2 separate regions of the Mus musculus genome follow, and region 2 is linked to region 1. The links are chromatin loops, found by intact Hi-C in ENCODE. Cell type or tissue: left cerebral cortex. All regions are shown on one strand. Each heading gives the region's core, and the rest is flanking DNA. Links, peaks and the distances in the headings are about the cores only.

Region 1 (12,432 bases), core at 3,206-11,205:
GATGCATTCAGCATAGTCCACTCTTCCAAGGTGAAGTTCACAGCCACATCCTCCAAGGTCACTGACTCCTAAAAAAGCCCACAATATTTCCAGGAAAAAGGATGAGCTTTACAATACTGGAGATCTAGACTTAATTCATAGGAATTACTTAATTAATTGATACAATGCTGTGTTCCACATGTGTTCAAGTCATGGCCTTATTCCATACATACAATTTCATGCATGCTGATTTTTTTTTTTTTATACAACAATTCTAACAGCTGACTGGAGATATCTGGTAAAGCAAATGCAAAATGAGATTACCCCTGGTACTGATAATCTCTACTACAGAGGTCCCTCTTAAATTGTTTATAGCAGCTTTCAATTACTTAATACACACAAGAGAGTCAACATTGACAGTTGTGATACTATATAATCTTAAACATGCTATAGAAAATATTCTACCTCTTTTGGCTATGGAAGCTACTACTGGGAAGGATTCCTCTTCAACCTAACTCCAAAGAATGGTATGGCCTTTCCAAACAGTTGATGCCCACCCATATGCTACTGTTATAGTTTCAGCATCTTTGCCATATTTCTGTAGTCACCAGAGGTTAACTGATTGGAAAACATATTTTTTGCATGATGAATATTTAAAAAGCTGGCTGAGTGGATGCAATCTCTTTTAACAACTTGTTAGGGCCATTAGTACATCCTCAGTGAATGCACTAAAGATATTTGGAAGCATGTAGCTGCTTTCTTATAGATCACTCTTAATTAGAAATGGAAAGCTGGGCATGGTGGTGCACACCTTTAATTCCAACACTTGGCAGGCAGAGGCAGGTGGATCTCTGTGAGTTTAAGGCCAGACAGATCCAGGCCAGCAAGAGGTACATAGTGAGGCCAAGCCGCAAAACAAATATACAAACATTGAATCAATTATTCATTTATTCATTCATTTATTATAAACGATTATAAAAACTGAATGGAACTTATTAAGGATAATTAACAGTAGTAGTCAACAAGAAACTAGAGGCAATACTAATAAAGCCATATTTGCTTGCAGAGGCAATATGTTTTTCTAAAGATAGTCTTGTCAAAGACAATAAATATATTCTTCATACTTAGTGAAAAAATGATAAAAATTATGTAGTACTTCTTGTTTCCCAATCTAAACAGCATCCTTGATAAATCCACCTTATAGCTTTGCTTATAGAAGACATTTCTTTAAACTTTCAACCTTAGTAAACTATATTTAGCTAAGAGTGTTATAAAGGGGGATGGGTGAGGCAGGATTAAAGTTCAGTAGCCAAGAGTACTTGCTGCTCTTGCAGAGGGTCCAACACCCACATGAGACAGTAACTCCTGTTGGAGGAGATCTGATGCCCTCTCTGGCCTCCATGGACATCTGTATCACACACATACAGGCAAACAAATGTAAATAAAAAAATAAAATTTAAAGAGGTGGGCCATGGCAATCATGAGCTCTCAGCACTACCCGTACAAACCTGGCCCTCCTAACAATCAGCTATGACTAGGAAAAGGGCCAATGGGGCCCAGTCACTTCCCCTGATCCATGGTAGCTAATACATTCTAGGAGAGGGCCATTTCTATTTACTTATATACCACTGGTGAGTCCACCCAGGCCACATGTTTATTTCCAAATTGAGAGTCAGATGGCCTCAATTAAACTCCGTGGAACTCTAAACAGATAAAATCAATGACTATGGAAAAGAGATTTGCAATGAAGAAATAGGAATGGAAAGATGAGAAGACGTAAGAGACGGTGTGGGGGAGAAAACCAGAACACATCATATATGTATGTATGTCAGCACATATCATATATGTATGTAAGCTGTCAAAGATCAGAATGTATTAATAAAATGGAGGAGTTATGGGGTTCTTAACATAAAACTTCAAAGCCACTAAAATTCTACATAGACCCACTGTAAAGGCACTTAGTTGACTCTCTTCTTTGAAACACCTGTATCTACACTTGGCCATGTCTTATTCTTTCCCCAGAGTGTCTCTTTCTAATAATACATGTGTTCCAGGCTTCAAATGTCTTAACAAATCTCAATGGGGTGTGGTGGTGCATGCCTACAGCCCCAGCACTTGGGGGGCAGAAGCAGTTGGATTTTGGTGAGTTTGAGGCCAGCCTGTTCTACATACCAAGTCCTAGAACAACCAGGGTTACATAGAGACCCAATTATAATAAACAAACAAGCCTCTAACTCTGATTCACTGATTCACAGTGGCTCACTGTGAATTCTTTTGTAGAATGGGGTAGAGACACACTCGCCACAGAAGCCTGCTCACCAGTTCAATCTCCAAAATCCATGTTAGAAAAAGAAAACTGACTTCTCCAAATTATACTCTGAGTCTTTTTTTTCCCTGTTACTTTATGTTTTTTTGAGACAAGGTCTGTCTGTGTAGCACTGGCTGTCCTGGAACTCACTCTGTATAGACCAGGCTGACCTCAAACTCAAGAGATCTGCCTGCTTCTGCCTCCTGAGGGCTGGGATTAAAGGTGTGTGCTACCACCACCTGGCTTGTGTGTGTGTGTGTGCATGCATGTAAACATGTATATGTCACTGCACTTGCCCCATGCATGCATGAATGGTGACCAGAAACTGTCTTGGGCATTTTTCTATTACTTTCCACCACATTTTAAAAAGATAGGGTTTCTCCCTAAACCTAGCACTAAATTCACCTAGAGGGGAAAGCCAGCAAGTGTCCCAAGGTCTCTCCACCATGCCCTCCTATTTACACTCCCACCATCCTCTAACCCACTCCCACCAGCACAGCATGTACCTGTATATCTGGCTTTCTGGGGCTCCAAATCAGACATGCTGACCGAGTGTAAGAACTGTTTTAAAACTGGAAAGGAAGTTAGGTGATGTCCCACTCCCCTATCTTCAATATGGAGGACTGAATCAAAATGGAACTAAAAAGAAGTGAGAGCAAACTGGAAAGCTTAAATACGGCACCAAGGGCTTACATCACAAAGTCATTTGTAAGACTGAAGAGATGGCTCAATGGCTAAGAGCATTGCTGCTCTTTCAGAGGACTCGAGTTCATCACCAATAGCAGGTCTTGGCTCCAGCTCTGAGGTACTCAACACCCTCCTCTGGCCTCCCCGTCACCTGTGCACGTGTGTGCATATGCAGAGACATACACACTTGCATATAAATACAAAGAAATCTTGTCTTTTCAAGATCTACAAGAGAAGCTTTAAGGAAAGATGACATGCATACATATGATATGTGCTGACATACATACATATATGATATGTGCTGACATACATACATATATGATATGTGCTGACATACATACATATATGATGTGTTCTGGTTTTTCTCCCCCACACCGTCTCTTACTCCTTCTCATCCTTCCATCCCTGTTTCTTCATTGCAAATCTCTTTTTCATAGTCATTGATTTTATCTGTTTAGAGTTCCACGGAGTTTAATTGAGGCTGTCTGACTCTGAATTTGGAAATAAACATGTGGCCTGGGTGGGCTCACCAGTGGTATATAAGTAAATAGAAATGGCCCTCTCCCAGAGTTTATTAGTTACCATGGATCAGAAAAACAATTTCAAACAAAGAATGAAGAGACGGTTCCATTAAGATCCAATACTCTTGGCCAGGAGTGGTGGAACACACCTTTCATTCTAGCATTCTGAAGCAGAGGCAGGAGGATTTCTGTGAGTTCAAAGCTAGCCTGATCTACACAGCAAGTTCCAAGATTGTCAGGACTTCAAAGAGACTCTGCCTAAGGGGAATGAAAAAACAAAACAAGAAGAAAGGGGGTAGGGGGAGAAAGAGAGAAAAGAGAAGAGAAGGGAAGGGAAGGGAAGGGAAGGAGGAGAGGAGGAGAGAAGAGAAGAGAAGAGAAGAGAAGAGAAGAGAAGAGAAGAGAAGAGAAGAGAAGAGAAGAGAAGAGAAGAGAAGAGAAGAGAAGAGAAGAGAAGAGAAAAGATCCAGAACTGAGTTTGGTTTGCAGCCCCCATGTCAGGTTTGTAACTCGTCTACAGAGATGTTGTCACCTTTGGCCTCTCCAAGCACCTGTATTCATGTGCACACACTAGTACACATGATTCAAAATTAAGATAAAAAATCTTAAAAAAAGAAAAATCAGGGACTACTCTTCTAGAGGTCCTGAGTTCAATTCCCAGCAACCACATGGTGGTTCACAACCATCTGTAATGGGATCCAATGCCCTCTTCTGGTGTGTCTGAAGACAGCTACAGTGTACTCATGTAAATAAAATAATTTTTAAAAAATCAATTAACATAGTTAATACCCATTCAAGGATTGAACAAGTCAACTTTCCTTAAATGCCAGGATCAAGCGGGTTTAAATAAATGTTGATCTACGCTGACACTTTCGTTCAGAGTAGTTTGAAGTCTCTCCCACTCTCACTAAAAAGACTATGAAGTAATTAAAGTACTTGTCAGAAAGACTATCTCCCCTAATGCATTGTCTAATAGCATACCGAAAGGTAATGGGGCTACCTTTGTTTCTGAGTTAACACAGAAGATAAATGAGCTGGTTAACAAAGTTTGACATATCTGGGAAGGGGAATTTTTTTGTTTTCGGTTTGGTTCTTTTGGGGGAGTTAGTTTGAGGCATGGTTTCTCTGTGTAACAGCCATGGCTCTCCTGGAAATCACTGTAGACCAGGCTGGCCTTGAGTTCTGAGAGATCCACCTGCCTGTGCCTCCTCAGTGTTGGAATTAAAGGCGGGCATCATCACACCCAGCCTGGGAAGGAGAATCTTAGTCTGAGGGCATTTTCTTCATTAATGATGCCATGGTAAGATCCAGTTCACTATGGGTGGTGCCATCCTGGTAGATGGTCCTGGGTAGAATAAGAAAACAGGCTGAGGAAGCCACAGTGAAGAAGGCAGTAAGTAGCACTCAGTGGCCTCAGTTTCAGGTCATGCCTCCAGCTTCGAGCTTCCACAAGACCTGGAGGGTCCATGCCTTAAATAATGTGAAAGGATGAACACAGTTTATTAAACACAGAGGCTATATTGTGCCAAGACAAGCTGTTCGTTAGGATTCACTCCTGCACACTGTACTTGAGTCCTCACAACTATACTTAAATTGACAGTACTATCCTAGAACAGGAATTAAAAGTTAAAACTCTAGATATGAGCCAGTGAGATGCCTCACTGGGTAAGCAATCTGAGCACAGGACATAGTTCCTTAGAACCTACATGATGTGAGGAGAGAACGAACTCCAGGGAGTGGTCCTCTAACTTACATACATACTCCATGACACACAGACCACCCCCATACACAGTAAATAATGAAATGGCTTTAAAAGTTGTGATTGCTATGTATGGTAGATTTTATGTATTTATTTTGAGTCAGAGTCTTACTGTCAAGCTCTGGCTGGCCTGAAACTCACTATGTGACCAGGCTGGCCTATCAACTAGCCTTTGCTTCCTTATTCACCACTGTTTTTTTTTTCCCCATTTTTTATTAGATATTTTCTTTATATACATTTCAAATTTCAAATGCTATCCCGAAAGTTCCCTATACCCTCCCCCCACCCTGCTCCCCTACCCACCCTCTCCTGCTTCTTGGCCCTGGCATTCCCCTGTACTGGGGCATATAAAGTTTGCAATACCAAGGGGCCTCTCTTTCCAGTGATGGCCAATTAGGCCATCTTCTGCTACATATCTCTGCAGCTAGAGACACAAGCTCTGGGGGTACTGGTTAGTTCATATTGTTGTTCTACCTATAGGGTTGCAGACCCCTTCAGCTCCTTGGGTACTTTCTCTAGCTTCTCCATTGGGGGCCCTGTGTTCCATCTTATAGATGACTGTGAGCATCAACTTCTGTATTTGCCAGGCACTGGCATAGTCTCACAAGAGACAGCTCTATCAGGGTCCTTTCAGCAAAATCTTGCTGGCATATGCAATAGTGTCTGGGTTTGGTGGATGATTATGGGATGGATCCCCGGGTGGGGTAGTCTCTGGTCTGGATAGTCCATCCTTTCGTCTTAGCTCCAAACTTTGTCTCTATAACTCCTTTCACGGGTATTTTGTTCCCTATTCTAAGGAGGAACGAAGTATCCACCCATTGGTCTTCCCTCTTCTTGATTTTCTTGTGTTTTGCAAATTGTATCTTGGGTGTTCTATGCTTCATTCACCACTGTTTTTAACTTCCTTCAAGAGAAGCCCTCTGGCCATCTGTAGGGAAGCTTTTCAATCTTCCATGTGGGGCTTTATTCTATTGCAATAGCCCATTCATATCCAGTCATGTCTTACCCCATGAAGATTTTTTCATGTTAAAACGTTTAGAAACAATCCAAGGCAGTAATACTTATGATAAAGACCAATCTGAGCAAGCCATGCACGTGACCAGTAATACTTATGATAAAGACCAATCTGAGCGAGCCATGCACGTGACCAGTAATACTTATGATAAAGACCAATCTGAGCAAGCCATGCACGTGACCAGTAATACTTATGATAAGGACCAATCTGAGCGAGCCATGCACGTGACCAGTAATACGTATGATAAAAACCAATCTGAGCGAGCCATGCACGTGACCAGTAATACGTATGATAAAAACCAATCTGAGCGAGCCATGCACGTGACCAGTAATACTTATGATAAAGACCAATCTGAGCAAGCCATGCACGTGACCAGTAATACTTATGATAAGGACCAATCTGAGCAAGCCATGCACGTGAATTTTCCTTTTCAGTAAGTCCAGCAATGTCAAAAGGGTTTGGAAAGTCAGGCATTTATTGAGAGTTATAAGAATCCTTAGGCTAAGAATACAAGTCATGGAATTTAGAGGAAACTTCCCTTGAGTGAAACCCATAGGCATGTTCTCATAGGACTAGCGGATGTCACTGAAATGTGAGAGAAGACAGGGTGGGGTGGGGCTGTTCTGGGATACTCTGTGCTTTGGGAACTATCAGCTTTCTGGCCTACATGACTGTTTTGTTAAGCAAAAACTCTGCACTGGTTTATTCTGAATATCAATATCAACAAAGAACAAATAAAGGCACAATTTAATAATCTGTCTCAATAATGACGCCTGACAATATACCAAATCATATATACATGCACATAAAACTCACCAGCCTAACCAGATATAACCCCCTGCCTGAGACTATAGAAACTGCAACAAGCTGGTTGACGGGTCATAGGGTCAATTGTCAAAAGCCAGAAAACTTATCACAGGAAAAGCCCCGTCTCTACCCTAGGACTCCAGCTCTAGGACCTCAGCTCACTTCAAACAGGCCTTCTAACAACAGCCTGTGCTCGGAACGTGCATTGGACATTCTACACCCTCACTGATAAGTCTTACCAGTTCTCTGCCTCCAACTTGAGAACCTCCTATATTTTCAGCCTTTCTAACCATTTAGTAACTTGCACTTTGTATACCATTGTGTTAAATGGTCATGTGTTACCTGCCTATTGATAGTAATACTTAAGATAGGGATAAATGCATCGTGGTTGCCAATGGCCAGCTCTCAAGGATAACCAGGTGTACTCATCAAATCCTAGCCGATAAAGGCTGAGAAATGACTGACTGTTAAGTAAATTGGGACACTGAGCAGACATAAATGCAGCCTACTTTTTTTTTTTTTTTTTTTTTTTTTTTTTTTTTTTTGACAACGTGCATAGAACCCGGGCTCACCTCGCGGTTTTCCTACAAATCCCCTTACAAGAGCCCAAACCCACGGTTCCCCACGACTCTCCGCCTACACCTCCCAGACTGCGGAGACGCAGGCTGCAAGCGCCCAGCTGACCTGAGACCCCGCAGCACTGAGCTCTCAGCAAAGGACAGGACCGCAGCTCTGCCTGCTGGTCCAGCTCCATCCAGAGGGACCCGGGCAGCGCGGCCCAGCAGAGCAGATGAGATGCAGACTCAGCTGCCCTGGAAGGCCGCGTCCCCACTGCCGCCTCCGCTTACAGTAGCCTCCTCCCTACAGCCTGCGCACGCACCATTTCCAGTCACCGGGTGTCCAGGTGACCTCCTGCGATTCCCGCTGTCAGTAGGGGGGACAGAGATACCGAGGAGAGAGACCTGGGGGCCGCAGTCAAAGACACAGGACGACAATATGGCGGGGACACACAATGGCACCCCAAATGTTGTGCTTTCTACGTCACCGAAGACCGAAACTCCTCATTGGGCAGTTCACACAGCTACCAAACGTTCTCCTTGATTGGCCAACAATCCGTGAGCCTGCCTCCTGAATCCTGAGTGACAATAGAAACATCTCCTTCCTCCCTGGAAGACTTCACAGTTGACCCTGGTTCCTACTCTGGAGAGCACCTGGCCCCACCAAGGTTTTTTCTCAGATGCACTACTTTTATCGTTCCTTTTTGGTACATTTATTTATAGCTCATGTTTCAATATCACCACACAAGATATTTTGATGATCCCAGAAGGGCAAAAGTCAAAGGGTTGGGGCTAGGGAGATGGCTCCTTTGAAGTTCTTCTGGAGAACTCGGGTTGGCTTTCCAGAACCTCATCGTGGTTCACAATTGTCTGTAACTCTTAATTCCAGGGGATCTGATGCCTGATGCCCTATTTTTGCCTCCAAGGGCACCATGCATGCAATGGGTGCACAAACCATACCTGCAGGAAAAATATACCTGCACACACACACAAAATAATAAAATGAAAAAAATAAAAATAATCAGCCTCCTTCCTCAAAAGCACAGGTCTTCCAAACCCCCTCATGTATCATCTCATCAAACAAGCAAGCGACAACAAATTTCTGCTTTGTGTTGGCCAGCTGCTCCCACATACGGGGCCTCATTTGGAGTGTGGTTGATGTTCCCTGTGTCACTCCATTAAGGAAAAACAATTTTCGCTCTCCTAGCATCTTGATTAGGAGTGGGACTTTGCTACCACTTCCCCTTCCCTGGGCTGGGATTTTTGTCTAACTTTATTGAACTTATGTAGGTCTTGTACATGTAGCCACTGTCTCTCTGAGTTCTTATGTGCACCAACCCTGCTTATCTGGAAAACACTGTTTTCTTGAAGTCACCCATCTCCTCTGGTCTTACAAACATTACACTGCCTCTTCTACAGAGATCTCTACCTTCATTAGATTTTTTTTTCCTTTTTTGATTCTTCAGCTAAGACAGTAAGAAATATGATGTCATACAGACCCTAAGAAAACACAAATGCCAGCCCAGGCTACTATATCCAGCAAAACTCTCAATTACCATAGATGGAGAGAGCAAGATAGTCCATGACAAAAACAAATTTACACAATATCTTTCCAAAAATCCAGACCTAAAAAGGATAATAGAAGGAAAACTCCAACACAAGAAAGGAAAGTACACCCTAGAAAAAGCAAGACAGTAATCTTCTTTCAACAAACCCAAAAGAAGACAGCCACACAAACATAATTCCACCTCAAACAACAAAAATATCAGGAATCAACAATCACTATTTCTTAATATCTCTTAACACCAATGGACTCAATTCCTCAATAAAAAGACATAGACTAACAGACTGGATACATAAACAATCCAGAATTTTGCTGCATACAGGAATTGCACCTCAGTGTCAAAGACAGACACTACCTCAGAGAAAAGGGTTGCAAAACAATTTTCCAAGACAATGGTCCCCAAAACAAGCTGGAGTAGCCATTCTAATATCAAATAAAATTGACTGTCAACCTAAAATTATCATAAAAGATAAGGAAGGACACTTCATACTCATCAAAGGAAAAATCTACCAAGAAGAGCTCTCAATTCTGAACATTTATGCTCCAAATGCAAGGGTACCCACATTCATAAAAGAAACTTCACTAAAGCTCAACACCCCACTCTCAGCAATAGACAGATCATGGAAACAGAAACTAAACAGAGACACAGTGTAACTAACAGAAGTTATGGACCAAATAGATTTAACAGATATCTACAGAATATTTCATCCTAAAACAAAAGGATATACCTTCTTCTCAGCACCTCATGGTATGTTCTCCAAAACTGACCATATAATCCATCACAAAACAGGCCTCAGCAGATACAAGAAGACTGAAATAATCTCATGCACCCTATCAGATCACCATGGACTAAGGCTGGTCTTCAACAACAACAAAAACAACAGAAAGCCGACATACCCATAGAAGCTGAACAACACTCTGCTCAATGATAACTTGGACAAGGAACAAATAAAGAAAAAACTTTTTAGAATTTAATGAAAATGAAAGCACAACATTACCCCAAATTATAGGACACAATGAAAGCAGTGCTAAGAGGAAAACTCATAGCACTGAGTGCCTCCAAAAAGAAACTGGAGAGAGCATACACTAGCAGCTTTCAGCACACCTAAAAACTCTAGGACAAAAGGAAACAAATTCACCCAAGAGGAGTAGATGGCAACAAATAATCAAACTTGGGGCTGAAATCAACCAAGCAGAAACAAAAAGAGCTATATTTTTGTATAGTTTTTTGTTAATTCTTTAACAAACAAACCCAGGAGCTGGTTCTTTGAAAAATTCAACAAGATAGATAAATCCTTAGCCAGCCTAACCAGAGGCACAGAGACAGTATCCAAATTAACAAAATCAGAAATGAAAAGAGAGATATAACAAAAGAAACTGAGGAATCCAAAAAACAAAACAAAACAAAAAAATCAGATCCTACTACAAAAGCCTATACTCAACAAAACTGGAAATTATGATGAAATGGACAATTTTCTAGACAGATACCAATTACCAAAGTTAAATCAGGATCAGATAAACCATCTAAACAGTCCCATAACCCCTAAAGAAATAGAAACAGCCATTTATAGTCTCCCAAGCAAAAAAAAAAAAAAAAAAGCCCAGGACCAGATGGGTTTAGTAAAGCATTCTATCAGACCTTCAAAGAATACAAATACTCTTCAAAATTTGTTTCACAAAATAGAAACAGAAGGAACACTACTCATTTAGTTCAATGCAGCCACAATTATGCATATACCTAAAACACACAGAGATCCAACAACGAAAGAAAACTTCAGACCAATTTCCCTTATGAACATTGATGCAAAAATACTCAATAAAATTCTTGCCAACCGAATCCAAGAACTCACAAAATGATCATTCACCACCATCAAGTAGGCTTCATGCCAGGGACACAGGGATGGCTCAATATATGGAAATCCAACAACGTAATCCACTATGTAAACAAACTCAAAGAAAAAACTGCATGATTATTTCACTAGACACTACAAAAGCATTTGACAAAATTCAACATTCCTTCATGTTAATAGTCTTGGAAAGATCAGGAATTCAAGGCCCATACCTAAACAAAATAAAAGCAATATACAGCAAACCAGTAGCCAACATCAAACTAAATGGAGAGAGACCTGAAGCAATCCCACTAAAATCAGGGACTAGACAAGGCTGTCCACTCTCTCCCTATCTATTCAATATAGTACGTGAAGTCCTAGCCAGAGCAATTCGACAACAAAAGGAGATAAAGGGGATACAAATTGGAAAGGAAGAAGTAAAAATATCACTATTTGCAGATGATATGATAGTATATATAGGTTACCCCCAAAATTCCACCAGAGAACTCCTAAACCTGATAAACAGCTTCAGTGCAGTAGCTGGATATAAAATTAACTCAAACAAACCAGTGGCCTTTCTCTACACAAAGGATAAACGGGACAAGCAAGAAATTAGGGAAACAACACCCTTCACAATAGTCACAAATAATATAAAATACCTTGGTGTGACTCTAACTAAGGAAGTGAAAGATCTGTATGATAAGAACTTCAAGTCTCTGAAGAAAGAAATCAAAAAAGATCTCAGAAGATGAAAAGATCTCCCATGCTCATGGATTGGCAGGATTAATATAGTCAAAATGGCCATCCTGCTGAAAGCAATATACAGATTCAATGCAATCCCCATCAAAATTCAAACTCAATTCTTCACTGAGTTAGAAAGGGCAATTTGCAAATTCATCTGGAATAACAAAAAACCTAGGATAGCAAAAACTATTTTCAACAATATAAGAACCTCTGGTGGAATCACCATGCCTGACCTCAAGCTGTACTACAGAGCAATTGTGATAAAAACTGCATGGTAGCCGGGCGTGGTGGCGCACGCCTTTAATCCCAGCACTCGGGAGGCAGAGGCAGGCGGATTTCTGAGTTCCAATATTGTTCATAGCAGCCTTATTTATAATAGGCAGAAGCTGGAAAGATTCCAGATATCCCTCAACAGAAGAATGGATACAGAAAATCTGGTACATTTACACAATGGAGTACTACTCAGCTATTAAAAACAATGAATTTATGAAATTCTTAGGCAAATGGATGTATGTGAAGGATATCATCCTGAGTGAGGTAACCCAATCACAAAAGAACTCACTTGATATGCACTCACTAATAAGTTGATATTAGCCCAGAAACATAGAATACCCAAGATACAATTTGGAAAACACAAGAAAATCAGGAAGAAGGAAGACCAA
Region 2 (12,432 bases), core at 3,246-11,245, 57 kb before region 1:
GTTTCCTCAGTTGCCACCTGTTGCATATGTCCGTGCTAAATTTACTTTTCCCACACATTTACGATGGGGCAAGACCTTCAAGCTTGGCCATTTGTGCTCACTAAACGTTAAAGCTGGTGTGAGCCAGGCTTGACAGGATGGAAACAGGTCAGAAAGTATGCTGGGGTCTGGGCAGCAATGAATATGGAAAGAGCAACCTCTAAAATGAAGGTACTCCTAGGCTGAACTGACTCTTGAAAACCATTGAAGTTACATGCATTTCTTTGAGTGAATGAAGGTAGGTAGATGGAAAGTAAACCTGCAGAAGGTCCTTTTTTCCTTCCACAATGTAGCTCCCAGGAATCAAAATCAAGTCTTCTGGCTTCCCAACAAGTGCCTTTAAGCTTTGAACCATCATGCAGGTCCAACACATAGCTTTTGTCAGAGTAGTTCTCAGCTGTTGTGCAACAGTTTGTAAAGACAGAATGACAAGAAGTTCCTGCTTAGAGTCACACCTTCCCTCCTTGGAAGATTCTGTTATTAGAGAATACAGTGTGGCAGTTCAAGGGCAGATACAAACAAACATCTACTCACTACAGGTAAGAAACCAACATCACACCAAAGTAATGACAGCACCAAAGACCAATTTGGAGAACCATGATTTTATTGAGATTTACTTACAGGAGTATCAATAAGGGATTACTTACAGGAATAAGGGTGACTCAAAGTCAGTTGCATCACCAAAAAGTACACTGAGAAGGGGTGACCACTCAAAAAACTTCAACCCTGTAGCTGCTCCATATACAACTTTCAGGCAGTCATAATAGTTACAAACTTTAATTAAGTACTTCATTGTTTATTATCTTATGCTTTCTTTTATACATTTATTCATATGAATAAAGTTAGAGCTGAAAAGAGAGATTACAATACACAGAAAATGAAATCCAGAGAATGATTTGAGGACACTTTGAAAACTTATATTACAATAAACTAAGAAATCAAGGAGAATTTCAAGACATATATGAAATATCAAAATTAGGCCAAAAGTTGGAGGTTTCATAGACCTCCCCCTCCAAATATTATAGGCTATTGCGATTGTCCTTGGTTACCACACAGAACTTGACAGTAAGACCTTATTACTGAAGACACCACACATTGAGTCACAGAGTATTAAGAAATCATAGCTTATACTGACCTAGAGAGTTCAGCCTACTGGCTAGCTTTCATAGTGCTAGATGATGCTGTGTTTACCCAGCTGAGAAGCCTCTGAGCTACAATTACAGATCAGTCTGACAAGACACAGCCATGAGTACGGCAAGAATAACCAACCACTGTGACTGGATTTCAGGCCTATTTCACACAACCCACAAGATAAAACCCAAGTCTGGCAGCATTAATGTGGAGAACTTTCTACTAACCTACTATTATTCTGTTAAAGGGTATCTTTATACCCATAGAAAAATGTATCTTCATCACAGAAGATGGGTTTTATTACTGTTTTTGCAGTAGATTATAATGAATAGATTCACAACTGGTCAACATGTAGAAAATAAGTGATTCTGGAGGGCTCAGTTCTAAATGGAGCATCTACACACATCACATTTCTTCTCTCAGAGGACCAGGGATCATTACAGATGAGGGAGCCGAAAGAATGTGAGAGCCAGAGTGAATTATTACAGCCAAACAGTGTGTGCTAGATACAACAGGACAGTTGCACCTACTAACTGACAACAGCTGTGACTGGAAATACAAGCGAGACAAAAATGACAGCATGGAGGTGGGAGGTGTGCAGAAAGGCCCACTCCTGAGTAGCTATTGGCAACTGATGCCTGCTGGGTAAGGGAGAGGCTAGTCATGCCAAAGAAGATGGCACTGCACCCATGTATATACTGGAAGCATTAAGGAGACTGTAGGTTAAACATGGAAGAGAACAAATGAAATTGAGAACAAAAGTGGTGAGGGATGGAAAAATTAGAAGGAATGGGGAGTGTGTGGGCTTGATCAAAATGCATTATGTGCATGCATAAAATTCTCAACAACAAAACAGATGAAAAGTCAAGGGAATGTGAACAGTGAAAAAGGGAAACATCTTCAAGCTAGAAATGAATTGTCTCCACAAGGAAAGCACAGGACTTGACAAATTCACTGTTGAATTCTACCAAGCTTCCCAAACTATTTCACTAAATATAAAGGGAAGAAATACTAATTTATTCATAAAAGGTAGTAGTATTACCATGATGCCAAAACCAGGAAGGGCTCAACAACAAAGAAAACTATAACACAATTTCCTTGATGAAAATAGAAAAAAAAATCAATATTATACTCTCAAAGCAAGCCAACATATTAAAAACACCACAAACTATAATCAGGTGAATTTCATTCTTTGCATATAAGCATCTTTCCACAGATATCAATCACTAATTGTAGAAAATATAGATATTCAAGGATCCACTGATCACCTCAATACATGGAGAAGTGGACTTCAAAGCTCTATGTTCCCTGATGAAAATATCCTGAAATTAGGAAGAGGAAGACACCTCACTGTAAGAAATGTTACACACAGCAAAACTAGAGCCAAGATTATACCAAATAGGAAAACTAAAAGCATCTCTTCAACTATCAGGAGTTACACAAGAAGAAGTTACACACCTTCTCTACACTGCTGTACACATCTCCTGCATCCTTAGCTAGAACATTTAAAAAGAGAAAGGAAAGAGATCCAATTGTGCGGCTGCAGTTCAGTGGTACACCTCTTGCCTACCACATACAAGCTCCTTGGTTCAACCCTGAGCATGGAGGAAAGAAAAATGGAAGCAAAATGAAGCCAAATCTCTATTTATAGATAATATGATCATCTTATTAAAATTATTATTATTACCTGGTAAGGGTGTTTTACCTGCCTGTCTATCTGTGCACCATGCGCATGTCTGATGCCCAGAGATCAGAGGAGGGTGTTGGATTCCTTGGAACTGGAGTTACAGGTGTGAGGTGCCACACAGGTGCTGGGAATCAAGCCTCAGTCCTCTAGGAAAAGAGCCAGTGCTCTTGACTGCTCCTATGTTCATAGTCTTAAAAGACCCAAAGTGCCGCACCAAGACTCTTACATCCAATCATTACTTCACCAAAGTAGTACAATAAAGTCAGTCTAGAAAAACCAAGTAGCCATTTATATAATGAAAATGGTGATAAAATAATTTTTAAAATTGTCTTCCAAAAGCCCAAGAAACAAGCGACCAGACAAAAAGTCAAATATACCTATGAATAACTTAGTCAAGCTGAGGTCATCGTGACAATCTAAAAACACTGAAGACTGAATGCTCTAGAAAAGGGAAACCATTCCTATGCTCACAAATCACCACCATAGTAATATGAAAAAGTCTAAGCTGTTCAGACTTCACACATGCCCCTCAAAGTTCCAATGTCATTATTTCCAGAAATAGAGAACACACTCCTGTAACTGTAAGAAAACCCAAACACTCCAAATGGTCAAAGCAACACTGAGCAAAAAGAGTAATGCTAGCTAGAGTTCTTACTACACCAATTTAAATTATGCTCTAAAAGCAGAGTGAAATAGTATAACTTAAAAACCGACACACGGAGCAATGGAAGGGTCCCAGAACAACCATGGAGCCACTCCTTCTGGTTTCAGCAAAGGCACCCAAATCACGCTAAGGATAAGAAGTGGCCTCAATAGGAAATCAGCATTGTATGTACAAGAGTAGCCCTAAATCCCTCTATTATTCTGTATAAAAGCAACACAAAGTGAACCAAAGAGCTTAACATAAGGTCTACAAAACTTGAAACTCAGAGGGAAATCTACAGAATACATGAAGCTATAGGCGTGGACAATGGCATTCTCAATCTAATAGTTTACAGGAAGTATGACAAATTGGGAATGGACATTAGAGGCTCAGGACTATAATGTTAACACCCAGAAAGCAGAGGAAGGAAGAGAGCTGTAAATTAGATGTTACCCTCATGTATGCAGCAAATTCCAGTCCAGACAGGCCTACAAAGCAAGAACCCATATTAAAAACAAAAACAAACAAAATCCCCCAAAGTATAAATGGGAGTTAATCACTGCAAGAAGTTAAAGAGCTTTTATAAAGAAAAAGGAAACAATTCTTTATTAAGAGAGAGAGAGAGAGAGAGAGAGAGAGAGAGAGAGAGAGAGCGCGCCACAGAGTTGGGGGTGGGGGAATATCTTTGGACTCTCATTCATCTGACAAGAGATTAACATACAGACAAAAAGTACACACACACACACACACACACACACACACGCACACACACACACACACACACACACACACACAGCAAGCTTAAAAGCAATTTTAGGTACACGAAACACACAATGAGAAAACCAGTACAAGGCAACAAAAATTATATTACAAATAAACAAGTAACTGAATCAACACAAGTAGAAACAATCCATTCTCAAACAATGTACGAATAGCCAATAAATACATGAAAATTCTCAATACAATTAACTTTACCCCAGTGTGAATAGCTATCAAGAAACCAAACTATAACACAAACTGGTGAGAATGTACGGCTGCTCCTGGCAATGTGTATTAGCACGGTCACTCTGGAAAACAGAAGTTTCATCAAAAATCAAAATATACTACTACCTTATGATCCTGCTGTACTACTGCTTAGTATGCAACAAAAGGAATCTAAGTCAGATAATACTAGAAACACTTGTGCTCCTGTTCCTACACAACTGCTGACTGCTCTCAATTATAGGATCAGCCCAAGTGCCCATCTCAGCCTAAGTGCCCATCAATAGATAAACTAAAATTTTTCAATTTTTAATGTGCTATATAAGAAACATAGACTATTCTTGGTCACCAAGAATTGTTATTGGCAGGAATCTGGATGGAACTGGAGATTGATAGTAAGTTGTCAACTCAGTTCCAAATGGTGTCCCTTCTATATCGAACAGAATCAAAATGTAAACAAACTAGAGAGATGAACTAAGGGAGTCTACTTGGGAGAACAGACCCACTGGGAAGAAGAAACGGAACCAGAAAAAACAGTTAGTGGTTATGGTTAAAGTACATGGAAACCTGGGTTACAATGTCATTTGAAAACCTATAACTTTGCCAACATACGAGCTAATAATTTAAAAAAACATTGAAATAAAAAAATTATGTACAAAGAAAAAGCCCCTTTTTCCAACATAAAGAAAACGTAAGTGCGGCCAAAACTGTTGCTGTAGACTAGGCTAAGGTGTGCCGACCACTAGGTTGAGTGTAAAGCGCTTTTCTTGACCTCGCACTTTACTTATCATAATGTAACGTTATGGAAACTCTAGGCACACCTATATATGCGGACAACTGCATCCATCATCTTATAGTAAATATTAGTGTTTAAAAAGAAACTAAGAAATGCAAAAATGATCCAGAACACTGTTGTTCACCTCACACAGCTAGACACATCTTCTGCCACTCAAGGACATGTTCCAAGCCTCCAACCAGTGAACAATGTTCCTGAATGACTACAAGGCATTCTTAAGTTGAAAAACTGTGAAACATTTTGATTCATGAAATAGGAAAGTACCTCCAACTCACTGGTGGACTAATCACACAGCATACCTCATGAATCGCACTCCCTTAAATCCAGCACTCAGTCTCCTGGGTAGCAACTGTTATGGTTACAAGAGCAGAACTTCAGTTACCCCTCAGTGCATCCAACACAGGGGACACCGAACTACAGAACTAATCCCTTTGAGACCTCCTAAATCCAAACACCAGCTCTGCCAGAAGTAATGTGGAGAATCCTTTTATAGATGAGCCACTCACTCACCACGTATACCGAGTTAGTAAATGTATTGAACACGTGGTTTTACTAAGGCAGTAACACCAATAAATCTCTTAGTGTAATAGCTAGAGAAATTACAATGAAAATGAAATATACATGAAAAGCAAAATTTACACAGTATATTTACATAAACACACACACACACACTAATAGTTCGTGACTTAAAAATAAAGATTAAGCACAAGTTGACAACAGTCTTGCCTACATAGAAAGTTCCAGGCTAGCCAAGGCCATGTAACATGACACCATCTGAAAAAAGACAAAGAAAAACACTCTAAACACTGAGTACCTGCCATCCATTCAGCTCTTGACACCAACAGACCTTGACTGCTCTCCACTTTGGTCAGAGAAGCTGCTTTTCCCAGTGGACAGCTGTCAATGGAGTGATGCACAACTGGTCAAAGGGCTATAGAGACTGAATGGGTACCTCTAAATGAGACAGCTATATTAGTCTCCACCATCAGCAAGGCTCAGGGACAATCAAAGAAAAAGCAACAAGAATACAGAAGCCAGAGGGAGGGAGAAGTGCTGTGAAATGCTGGGTTCTTTTTTTTTTTTCTTTTGACATGGTTACTATAATCATGAACTCATAGCAAATGTGACTGCATGCACAAGGCCTACATTGTAAGATTAAGTCAGCCCAGATCCCAGCATCTCCCTTACTGAGAAGCTACAGGTAGTGAATAGCTGCTGGGGGGTGGAGAATGACTAGTGAAGATGTAACTACTGGTAGGTCCCCCATCCTCCAGTAGATGGCCCCAGACTCATGCATGTATGAACGACACTAACTAGACTAGCAGGTTATTTTTAAAGACAAAGTTAAGAGGGGGTGTTGGGGAGAAATAGGAAGGCTTGGAAGGAGAAACAGTGGATATGCATGATTCTCTTTTCTTGTATATGTGTATGAAATTCTCAAAAGAAATAAGTCAACTTGGAAAGACAGGCTGACCCATGATTACAATATACTTATTCCTACCTTCTGAATAGGAAAACCAAAACAAAATCAACCCTAACATTTGCTATTCTAAAAAATATTTTGAAAATACTTCAAAGTCAAAAAGAACAGATACTCAGGATTGTGAGAACACACGAGAGAGCAACATAAAAGAAACAATCAATTTAAGACTGGTTTAGGCCTGAGGAGGTGGCTACGTGGGGAGCCACTTGCTGTGCAGTCATAAGGACTCAAGTTTCATTCCCTATTAATAAGAAGCTGGGAATGACTGAGTTATCTATAGAGAAGATACCTTCTGTATTGTACCGATCAATCAAAAAGCTCATGGGCCGTGACTTAGGCAGGAAATGCAAGGAGGGACATCCAGGAGGCAGAAAGGATTCTGGAATAGAGCCAGAGGTAGGAGATTTGCCCAGGAAGATGTAACTAGACAGGTGCTTGGTACCTCAGCACAGGTAAGCACCCACATGGCAGAATGGAGGTTAAAATAAATGGGTTATCTTTAGTTATGATCTAGCCAGAAAAGAGCTTAGCAATATGGCTAAGGCATTTGTAAATATATTTTGAGTCTGAGTCTTATTTCTGGGAACATGATGCTGGGAGGAAGAACCAGAGCCAACTTCTAGAGTGTCTCTATACTCAGCACTGGGGGGACAGACACAAGAAATGCTCCTGCTGCCCAGCTCCAGGCTCAGTGAGACTCTGTCTTAGGGGGAATAACAGTGATAGATAGAGCAAGACACCCAATATATTACTTTGCTCACTTTGTGAACACCACCAACCATACCAGCAACACATAAACAATGCCCTCCAAACACACTCGTCTACGTACGTACACACACACACACACACACACACACACACACACACACACACACACACACATTTTTCGTGAAAAATAAGCATATACACAAAATGCTTATAATTAGCCAAATAAAACCAATAGGACTATCCCAATACTCACAAAGCCATTTTTTAAACTACCCATTAAACATGATTGAAAAACAATACACTTATGCAGGGTTTGAGGGGGCTCAGCAGTTAAGAGTACTTACTGTTCTATCATGAAGACTAGGATTTTGATCCCATGACACACATCAAACATGTCACAATTCCTGTAATACTATCTCCAAAGCACTCTAGCCTCCATGGGCATATGTCTACATACCCTCACATGCTCACACATAAATACTAAAATGCATTTAAAGACATTTATGTGGACTGGCATACTTCAAATATCAATTTACCAATGAATCTAACATAATTTACAATGAGAAGCATCTACTTATTAAATACAAAAAGATATCACCTATTAAACTAATACATGATTGCTTTAAGAAGTGTCACAAATGTAATAAAATGCACTTTCTATTCCTGTGAGCATTTTTCATATGTAGGTCTCACTGGTCTGCAGTTCATGTAATTAGGCCGCCATTCCACATTGCTCAATGCTCTGCTCACTGCTTGCTTTTGTAGAGTAAAATTTAAAAACAAGCCAAGAGATGGACTCTCAAGCAGGAGCTAATGACGGTGAATGTGGAAGCAGAGACATTTCATTTTAAACATTCAAAAGCTGGAAGCTGGAAGATTAACAGTTCTGGGTAAACATGATATACAACAAAAGTTTTTTTTTTTTTGGAAAAAAAAAGACTAGAAAAATATTTAAGCTTTATTTTTATGTGTACAAGTGTGTCTCCTGTAACTAGAGTCACATGCAGTTGTGAGCCCTGTGACGTGGTGCTAAAAAGCAAATGCTCTTAAAGGCCAACTCAATGTCCTTTGGAAGGAGCAGAAGATGCTCTTAAAGGCTAACTCATCCCTATCAGCCCCTGAAACATTTCAATAAATACAAAATACTGTACTGATAACATTCTCACCAGAGTGTGCATTTCCTGGAGCATGCTACAAAAAAAAAATAATAAAATAAAATATGTCCAGTCCTTCATAATACTGACATTTATCAGATTAAACATGAAAAAAATTTCAAAGGACTTTGCTCTAGATTTTCCAATGTTTTTCAACAGCAAAAGTTTTCATCCGATATGTGTTACCATCTGTGCCAAATGAAACCTTGAACATCTCTTTTGAGAAGATTAGCACTCCGGATCAAGTTCTTTCCTTGTCTGTTCATTGAACCAAATGGTGTTCATAGAGGTTTCCACTAATAGGAATTCTCCCCACGTACATTCTTGTTAGTTCTATGAAGCTGATAATGAAGAGTTCACAAATCCCGTTTTTAAGATTTCTCTACAGTAGGTTCTTTCATGTCTGTAAGAGGATGTGATAACTCAAGACTATCCAAGATTGCCTAGCTATGAAGGGTTTCTCTCCAGTGACTCCTTCCACATATTCAGAGGGAATGGGGAAGCAGAAAGGGCTTTTTTTTAATACAACACCACATATACACATAAAAGTTTCTCTACAGCTTGAGTTTTCTCCTGTCTCCTCCAAGATCCAGGACTGCAGATGACTCGACCACACTGCTCGCAGTCACAGGCCCGTTTCTCTTTGATGCATTCCAAGGAGCTTTAAGCTCAGAAAACCATTTGTACATTGATTTTCGTTTTAAAAAAAGGTTTCTCCTCATTGTGACATCGCACGTTTGTTTCAATGAAACAAATCAAAAGGTTTTCCACATTGCTAGCACAAATCCAGTCTTTTTCCAGTATGATTTCTCTTATTTCTATGAAAACCACAAAGCGGGGGAAAAAAATCCTCCCATGACTAAAAAACACTGGAATCCAGGGTAGTGTGAAGTAATTCATGTCTATGCAAATGGTTCAGAGTGAAGAAGGGCTTCCCACAGTACTTACAATTAAAAGGCTCATCGTCAAAGTGCAGTTTCTCATGCACCTGGAGATGACTGTCGTAAGGGAAAGTTTCCCCGCACTGCTTACACACGTGGACCTTCCCGTCCGTGTGAGTCTTTTCATGTCTCTGTAGGGAGTAGGACCACAGGAAGGTCTTCCCACACTGCTTGCACTCGTAAGGCTTCTCACCCGTGTGGATTCTCTCGTGGGTTTTCAGGGACCTCGAGGAAGTGAAGCTCTTCCCACACTGCTTACACACGTAGGACACTGGGACGGCGTGAAGGGCTTTATGCTTCTGAAACTGACTCCACAGCACGAAGGCGTTGCCGCACTGCTCACATATGTACGGTTTCTCGTCAATATGGGTTTGCTCGTGTTCTAAGAGGTCAGCAGAACTAGGGAAGGCAACGCCACACTGTTTGCATACATAGGGTTTCTCCTCGGTGTGAATTTTGACATGTCTTTGAAGAGACGCAGATCGAGGGAAAGTCTTCCCACAATGATTACACACGTAGGGCTTCTCACCGGTGTGGGTTATTTTATGCCTTAAAAGCGAATTTAACCGAGTAAAGCTATATCCACACTGGTCACACACATAGGGTCTCTCCCCAGTGTGAATCCTTTCATGTGTTCTCAAGGACCCAGAACAAGTGAAGCTTTTTCCACACAGCTTACAAGCATAGGGCTTCACCCCACTGTGAATTATTTCATGCTTTCGCAACTGAATCCAACGCATGAAGGTGTTGCCACACTGCTTACATTCATAAGGTGTTTCTCCAGTGTGAATTCTTTCATGTATTCGAAAGGAGCGGTAAGTAATGAAGGCTTTACCACACGGTTTACACACATAAGGTTTCTCTCCCGTGTGAATTCTTGTATGAATTTGAAGAGAGCTGTAATGACGTAAGGTTTTCCCACAGTAATTGCACACAAAGAGGTCCCTAACCGAGTGAGTTCTTTTATGTGTTTTAAGGGAACGAGAATGAGCGAAGGTTTTCCCACACTGCAAGCACACGTACGGTTTCTCCCCCGTGTGAATTCTTTCGTGTGTTTGTAGGTAAGTGGGAAAAGCAAAGGCTTTCCCACACTGCTTACAGATATAGCATTTCTTGGCCCGATGACGTCGTTCGTGCCTTCGAAAATACCTGGAGGAACTGAAACACTTCCCACACTGCTTACACTCAAAGGGCTTTTCTTCAGTGAAAGTCTTTTCAACATTTTGGCCATATCTATAGTCTTCGTCACAACGCTCAGTTTTATAGATTCTCTCTACAGTGTAAGTACTTTCATAGTTCTCAAATGATGTGAGAGAACTGGAGGGGGCCCCATATTCCATATTGTATAATTCCTTCCCATATTCCTGATCTTCGCACGATTCATGCTTTGGGTCAGGTTTAAGAAGTACACTTAGAGATAAATGGCCAATGACTACCGTTGCACATCCGCTGTTTTCACATATATACACTCCTGGCAAGGAGTTCTGGTTTACAATACTGTGTGTAGTGAAGTCGAAGATTTCTGCACATTGATGGTCATCTTTACAGTCATAGAGTCCCTCCACCACTTGACCACTGCGAAGAAAGCAAATGTACATCACTAATATTTTACCTACCAGCAGAAATGTTGGCTCTATGCTGTCAGAAGTTTTTTAACACACTCAGCAACTCTGAGGACAACTATACCAAAAACAGTAGTATTCACGGGTGGCTGTTATATCACCTACACAGGTCTAGCAAACATGTCTTACATAACATTAAAATATCTATTTCAATTCTCAATGCCATCTTGGCACCTGGGGAGGCCTGCTTAAAAAACAGGACGTCTATCAGCAAGTTTTGTCTCAGAGGCTGCTGTGCAAGGCCATTTTTGCTGGCTATAATTAGCAAGGTCTTTAGAACCAAAGGAGGCATATAGGTTTTCTTAAAACTTAAGAAGTTTAAGTCTAAGATGGAAACAAATTCTCCTTAGACAAGAGATGTGCTTCTGCGTATAAAGCAACCAAACCAAACCAAAAGTGACTCTTGGAGGGGAAAAAAAAAGAATAATCTGGGAAGAGGTAACTCAAGTCCATGAAACAGTAGCATGCTTCATGTTGAATTCTGAAGAAAACTTGCTACAAAGGCTACTGGACGTCAGGCATGGTAGCGCATGCCTTTAACCTTAATGCTTGGGAGGCAGAGGCAGGTTCTGAGTTCGAGGCCAGACTAGTCTAAACTAGGCGAATACTATCTCAAAATAAAAAAATAAAAAAAAAAAGGGAAAGGAAGGTTACTGAACACAGAATCCATGTGATGCTATAACCCTCAGAACTAAACTAAAACAAATAAATAATGGTGGATAATCATAATCACACTCACATGACATTCTAAACCACTCGAAGGGCCACAATGAGATTTTGATATTTAGTCCAAGCCTAAAAGGACCCCTGATTTTTGTGTCACATATATTTTATACATAAAGTGAGTGACTAAGTCAATATTTAAAATTTAAGAATATTGTATGGAACAAAGTTGGTACATATTAAGTATGACAAAAATCACTTTGGGCACAATGATGCTCACGTTATTTCCAGTATTGGAATCCTTATAACATTTTCAGGATGTTTAATGTTTCTAGTGTTGAAGAAAATTCCCTGAGGGTAGTTGAGTTTGAAACTGGATATGCCTGTGTTTTTTACTACTTTATAAAGAGTATGGCTGTCTCTTGAGGTCCGTATTACCTTAGTTTTTTCCAGGAGTTTCGGTATATATTTTCAATGATATGGTGCTCCAAACTGCTCCCTAAAATACAATTAAAGTCGAATCATTATAAATTATGACATCATAGTAAATACATTAATAGATTATAGCAAAATTTGCAGTATAA

Evidence for each region. Peaks named below come from ENCODE experiments on the same cell type or tissue, not always from the same donor. Only the 100,000 strongest peaks of a DNase experiment are listed, where the experiment ranks them.
Region 2: a loop joins it to region 1, with 2.3 times the contacts of the local background. A loop is called at or near these places in 7 of 42 quality-filtered maps.

The regions. Positions count from the first base shown.
Region 1 is chr17:32,822,133-32,834,564 of GRCm38, forward strand. Zfp799 (zinc finger protein 799) reads right to left here and starts at 8,129. Exons shown (of 4, transcript NM_177359.5): 1 at 7,957-8,129; 2 at 1-68. The coding sequence starts at 7,959. In left cerebral cortex, for the core only: no CTCF peak of the experiment used is centred there; a DNase peak (open chromatin) is centred at 8,138; H3K4me3 peaks cover 1,601 bases; H3K27ac peaks cover 732 bases.
Region 2 is chr17:32,764,871-32,777,302 of GRCm38, forward strand. It overlaps Zfp871 (zinc finger protein 871), which reads right to left. Exons shown (of 4, transcript NM_172458.3): 3 at 12,287-12,347; 4 at 626-11,138. The coding sequence ends at 9,482. Among named protein-coding and RNA genes, the nearest start is that of Zfp871, 17 kb to the right of the region's middle. In left cerebral cortex, for the core only: a CTCF peak has its summit at 6,554 (motif pointing right); a DNase peak (open chromatin) is centred at 6,530.